Regions from separate parts of the Homo sapiens genome. Here region 1 is linked to region 2. A link is a contact called in ENCODE Hi-C or POLR2A ChIA-PET data. All regions are on one chromosome and are shown on one strand. The core of a region is the stretch at or near the end of the contact, and the rest is flanking DNA. Distances in the headings are between cores, read along the strand shown. Region 1 overlaps INTS6 (integrator complex subunit 6). Region 2 holds the start of DLEU1 (deleted in lymphocytic leukemia 1).

Evidence for each region. Hi-C counts contacts between places; a loop is a spot of excess contacts on that map. ChIA-PET counts read pairs that join two places held with the same protein, here RNA polymerase II (POLR2A). Pooled maps may share reads with other maps.
Region 1: a pooled map shows a loop between it and region 2 (2.8-fold over the local background). The contact joins the enhancer-like site here to the promoter of DLEU1 in region 2. A Hi-C loop is called at or near these places in 1 of 50 pooled maps. POLR2A ChIA-PET finds 5 or more read pairs at or near these places in 2 of 52 experiments (OCI-LY7 and activated naive CD4-positive, alpha-beta T cell).

The regions. Positions count from the first base shown.
Region 1 is chr13:51,417,900-51,420,842 of GRCh38, reverse strand. The region is part of intron 4 of INTS6 (integrator complex subunit 6); the gene reads left to right. Among named protein-coding and RNA genes, the nearest start is that of INTS6, 34 kb to the left of the region's middle. Within about 2 kb of position 1,667, at least 3 of the 41 ENCODE cell types and tissues checked have a DNase peak (open chromatin) inside an H3K27ac peak, as active enhancers do; they include OCI-LY7, where a contact is called at or near this core.
Region 2 is chr13:50,080,892-50,084,067 of GRCh38, reverse strand. It overlaps DLEU1 (deleted in lymphocytic leukemia 1), which reads right to left and starts at 1,899. Exons shown (of 7, transcript NR_109974.1): 1 at 1,511-1,899; 2 at 874-926. All of the region lies in intron 1 of DLEU2 (deleted in lymphocytic leukemia 2), which reads left to right. RefSeq lists an enhancer at 975-1,770 and silencers at 1,928-1,977, 2,378-2,597, 2,461-2,755.

The sequences.
Region 1 (2,943 bases), core at 418-2,917, 1.3 Mb before region 2:
TAGCCTTGCTATCATAGCTAAGGAACACTTTGGTTACAAAATTGCACTTGGTTGTTAAGTATGGATAGTTTTTTTTTTTTTTTTTTAATTTAGCTAGCAAGGTATTCTCTTGATTTGTATATTTATTAGATACCAGTTATTTGGTATTACCAATTATCAGGGTTTGGAAGGATAAGTTTGCATTTGCTTTGTCTGTTATAATAACCTTTTTTAAAAAAACATAGCTACCTTTGAACCAAGTTTGGATTTATGTAGCTCGTATTTTATTGCATTCTGTTGAAGAATATTAGTACTACCTGCATCATTTCAATGACATTTTTAGCACCAGAAAAAGATTCTCCAGAGATGTTTTGAGTATTTTGGAAAAAGTTTAATTCTGGGCCTCTTTCTCTGTGATTTGAAGCACTCACAGAACTCAGTTATTCATGTAATAACATTGATTGCTAATAACGTTGATTACTAAATTTAAATGCTAAAGCTTGTCCTAAGACTTAACTTTTTTTTTTTAAATGAACCACCTATATTAGTAAAAAAAAAAAAAAATTAAGTATGTACCATTCCCAGTGTATGCACATTTTTAAATTTAGAAATTATATATGTGACTACTGCATTAATATTATTATGTTAAAAACATATATTAAAATAGAACTTTAAAAAGATGAGAGGAAAAAATTTATACAAAGGAAATTCTGATCTTTGCTTCTTGAATAACATGGATCATGATTTATACTAGGGGTCAGCAAACATTTTCTTTGAAGGGCCAGATAGTGAACATTTTAGGTTTTTCAGCCTGTATAGTGTGTACTGGAACTATTCCACTGTTGGAGGGCAAAAGCAGCCATAGACAGTATGTTAAATGAGTGAGAGTGGCCGTGTTCAATAAAATTTTATTTACAAAAAATAGGCTCTGGGCTGGATTTGGTTGGTGGGCTATAGTTTGCTGATCGCTGGTGTATACCCTGTTTTGTAGACTACTGTTCTAGACCTTGGAGTTGTATTGTACTACTTCTGTTAGATCCTTTTCACATTAGTTTTAGAGAGTGGACTTTATGGAATTGATTTTTCCTTTATGAAGTGGGTAGAACACCACTAGTAGAGAGTATTCAGTTAAAGTGAACAGATGCTTATTGAACAGTAGTGAAGTTCAGATGCAGGGTTAGGTACTGGCTCATGAGTTTGATATGAGAGGTACAGTTATGGCATAGTGTAAGATGTAAAATTATTAAAGCACAAGCTAATAAGATGGTACAGTTGAGAAAGTGAGGCCGGAGCTGGCTCTAGGAAATGTCTTGAGTTGGATTTTGAAAGGTTAATTCAAGTTTGTGAAGTAGATGTATGCAAAGACATAAAGGTCACTGAAGAGAGTTTGGGAGAACTGTATGTACCTCAGTATTGATAGCTGGCAAAGTGTTCAAGAAAAACAGCAGCAGGAAATGAGACTAGATAGATTGGCATGGCACGTCCTATATTCTCTGCCAAGGAGTTTCGACTTTGTCTTACAGATTGATGAAAACCTTATAGATTGAACCTTACAGATGGGAACCTTATGGATTGAAGAGATTTTAGTAGAGGAGAAAGTTATTAGATTTGCATTTTAGAAAGAAGTAGCGTGGACTATACAAAGAGCAGGTTTTTTTGGCACCTCATCTGTTTTCACTTCCTCATAAAAGAGGACATGATTGTAGGTTGAACTATACCAGACATAAAATTAAGAAACTTGGAGTGCTATTTAGCAATAAAAAGGAATGAATTGTGACATGCTACAACATGGATGAACTTGAAAAACATTACCCTAGATGCAAAGGACCTCATATAGCATTATTCCATTTATATGGAATGTCCATAAAGTTGATTAGTGCTTGCCTGGAAGTGTTTGGGAGACTGACTGCAAATGGGCACAGGGATCTTTTTAAGATGTTGGAAATGTTCTAAAACTGCATGGTGGTGATGGTTGTACAACTCTGTAAATTTACTAAAACTCGTTGAACACATAAAATGGATGAATTTCTCAATAAAGTTGTTAAAAAATTAGAAAGACTTTACCTTTGCAATTTGTTGGGGTAAAACTTTGTTGAAGAAAGTATTTCAGTATTGCAGGTTGTCAAGTGATTGCTCTTTCCTCTGAACAAATATTGACCTTAAACTACTAGAAGCTAAAAAAAAGTTTTGATTTTTTAATCAAAAATTCCTTTTGGATGTACATTGGATATTCCTAAGGATACACATTTTTAACTGTGGAGTGTAACAATAGGAACTAACAATAAATAATTGGGTTGGCATTAAGTTTTATGGGATTCACTTTGACTTTAATAATTTTTTTTGAGACAGGATCTTGCTTTGTTGCCTAGAATTTCTTAATTTTCCTTTCCTTAATAAATATGATATGAGGAGAACCTTCTTCATTGCTTATATTGGATAATAGTATTAAAGTTAGAAATAGCCTAAGGGAAATTTACTTGATTTTTTTTTTTCAAGGAAATATACTAAAGAAAAAGCTGATATAGGATGCTTTTAAATTTATAAATTGTTTCCTCATAATCTTAACAGTTATAGGAAATGAATAAAGAGAATGCAAAACAATTGGAAAATGGTTAATTTCATTCAATAAATATGTATTTAGGGCTTACCATGTGCCTAGGCACTGTTCTTAGAAACAGATTGTGAAGGACTGTTACTGTATTACTTTCTTTTATTCCTGGCTACTAAAATAATGTATGAGGTTGAGCTTAATTATTTTAAAAAATGTGTAAACTTAAGTGTTTAACTTTTATTGTTTACAAGGTAATTTCACATCTCCTGTAATTCTCAATTCTGTGACGGTGAGGAAAATGTCTTAGTAAGGCTGATTTCTACCTAAGAGGCAGAGCTAGGACTTGACTGTTTGTTTTATTTTTTCAGGTCCATTGCTCTTTACACTCTAGTGTGGGATTAAAAGAAAAAAAC
Region 2 (3,176 bases), core at 650-3,149:
TTGATTTTTGAACAACCATTAAAGAAGCCAGTTTAAAAGATCAATGACTGACTGACAATAACAAACATTTACTAATATGCCAAGCACTGTTGAAATTCCTTTAATATGTTAGCTCATTTACATCCTTACAACAGTCCAATGAGGTATTAATAGTACTTGTTTTACAAAAGGTCCAACAGATAATTTACCCAACAAGGCACAGCTAGTAAGTAGTGGAGCTGGGATTCACCCAGGCAGCTCGGTTCCAGAGTCGACCCACTTAAGTAGTGCAAAAAAGTACCAGAGATTAAGTAGTGTATTTATACTACTCTGCCACGTTACTTCTTGCTGATCTCAAATTGCTAAAATCCATTTCTTTTCCAAGACACTTAAATAATGCAAACCATGCTACCCTTCTCCCACTTCCTTATTAGTACTTCAGGCACTTTCATATCTACTCTCTTATTTAACATTCACAATGAAGGTTTTAAAATATTTACAACTTTATAGGGCTCCACGCGGTGGCTCACGCCTGTAATCCCAACACTTTGGGAGGCCGAGGCGGGCGGATCGCGAGGTCAAGAGATCGAGACCCTTCTGGCCAACATGGTGAAACCCCGTCTCTATTAAAAGTACAAAAATTAGCTGGGCGTGGTGGCACTTGCCTGTAGTCCCAGCTACTCGGGAGGCTGAGGCAGGAGAATTGCTTGAACCCGGGAGGCGGAGGCTGCAGTGAGCCGAGATCGCGCCACTGCACTCCAGCCTGGCGACAGAGCGAGGCTCCGTCTCAAAAAAAAAAAAAAATTACAACTTTATTATCGTTAATTGTCCTATCAGAGTGCCCATTTTTTTTGAAGGTAGACAGGTTTGCCTAGATATGGTGCTTCTACTTACCAGTTCTAAGACTTTGGGGCAGATTTCTTAATCTGAACCTCAGGTGTCCTCATCTGTAAAGTGAAGATAATACCTACTTCATAAGGCTGTTGTGAGCAATAAACACGATTAATTCGTAAATCATTTATTTAGCACAGTGCCCAGCACACAGTACACAGTCAATACGTGGTAGCTGTCAGTATACCAACGTGTTGCACAACAGAAACTCGTCTTTGCTGGATTCAGTTCACTTATCACGCCATTAAAAAAAAAAATCATCCTAAGTGACACAGAAAAACTGCCCATTCCTATCTCAAAAAGTTTATGAACAAGTTAAGACGGTAAGAGAAACTGAATTCAATGAAAGCGCCTTCGCAACAGGCAGCTTAGGACCGGGAAGAAGGGCTTCAGCAAACTTAATCATTAACTCTAGGCAGGCGCGCGCGCACACACACACACACCGTTGAAGAAGGAGACCACGCCTCCTGTGTGGGCTCAGGTTGAATCGTACAGCGTGGTAGAGAACTCCAGGGCTGCTGAATCTGACAGATGTGGATTCATCCACTTCTGTGCCACCTGTGCTGTCTTGGGCAAATTACTTAACGTCTCTGAGCCTAGGTTTCCTGGTCTTCAAAACGAGAACAGTAATAGTTCCTACCTGGTAAAGTTGTTCCGAGGCTTAAGTGCGATAACCCCTGTAAAGCGCTGGAGAACGGCAAAAGCTCTACAAGCCGGCAGGGCGGTTTTAAATGCACGTGTATCCATATACAAGGTCTCATTGATACATTCCGTTGTTTGGAGTTTAGACACTGGCTGTAAGACGTTTTTCTTTTCTCCTAAGCAGGACCCGTATTTGTTTACCTCCAACGTAGACTAAATGCCTGTGGGCTGGTAGCTATAAGACGACCCCTCGGCCCCACAACCTCTAAGTTCACTTCACCTCCGCGGCTTTGCAAAAGCGCTACACGCACGCGCAAGAAGCAAGAGGACTGCAACCGAAGAAGCAAAGGGAGAGCCGTGCACCACGATGATTCTGCGCATGTGCCTGGCGGGAGGAGGGGGGAGGGTTGGAGTTTGCGCATGCGTAAAAATGTCGGGAAAGCAAGAGAAGGGGGGTTAAGAGGCGGTATTGACAGCTGTGGAGGCAGCCCGCGTTCCCGGCATTCCCTGGGGCGGCGGGGTTGGCTCTAACGAATTTGAATGAGGAGCCTCAGCGCTTTCGGCGCCATTTTCGAGTGATGCCTGATCTCATCAATCTAGCGGGAGAGACAGGATAACCTGTCCGAGAGTATAGCGCCACTATGACTCCGCCGGAAAAATTACTTTAAAAATCGCCAAAAATTACTTGGAGCAAAGGGCAGTCGGCGGAGCTTCGCCAAGGCTGGCGCAGTCGGTAAGAGCCTGAAGAAGTAGCAGAGCGGGACTCGGGAGGTGGCAGTGGTGGGACCCGCAGGCAGTGGTGGGTGCAGGGAGTGGGCGCGGGGTCTACTCTCACTTAATCGCGAAAAATCCGAGGAAGTAGGGTTAGGGGCAACTTGGGCGTCTGCGAGTGGGCGGCGGCGGGCGGAATGTGGCGGGAGCGCGGAGAGACGGGGCTGTGGGGGGAGGGGAGCTGCAGTTTGAGCGGGACGCGGACCGGCTGCGGCGGAGCAGCCGCCGCCCAGCGGATCTGTCAGCAAGACCCCCCGCCCGGGACCGGAGCCGGGGACGGCGCACTGCGGGGTCTCTGCAGGCGGCCGCTCCTTGACAGGAGGACTGGACGCGCGCCCCTCCCCCATTTCCGAACCGGGCCGCCTTTTCTCGCCGTTTTCTCGACCCGGTGATGGCCGTCATCTCGTGACAAGAAACTTAAGGTCGACAGAAAATTCAGGACCCGGAGTCATGGGTCCCTCCGGTGGGTCGTGGCAACAGTCCCCCCCGCCACCGCCCGGCACCCATCTATCTATATTGTCTTTTGACGCTGAAGCGTGAGGTGCCCCAGGAAAGAGTTTCCCAAGCCCTGGCTGCCCTCCCCCGGCGCGCTGGGTCCCGGTGAGGTCTCTAGGTAGGTAGGACTGGCCGCGGCTCGCGCTTCCAAGATGGGGCAGGGGCAGGCTTTTGAGGTTGTAGCGGGCTCTTAGGAAAGATGCTGGACTTTAGCTTCTTTCTGGGGATTTTTGTCATTTGCTCTCGCAGCGTTGTCCTTTCTCAAAGGGGAGGAGTGTTCACGGGTGAGATGAAAGATGGGGCTTCGAGCTAACGATTTCCTTCTCGTGGCTATTTCCTCCGAGTCGCACTTTCTTAGAAGACTTTTTTCTTCTCCGGTGTTTGAAACATGTCGCAAG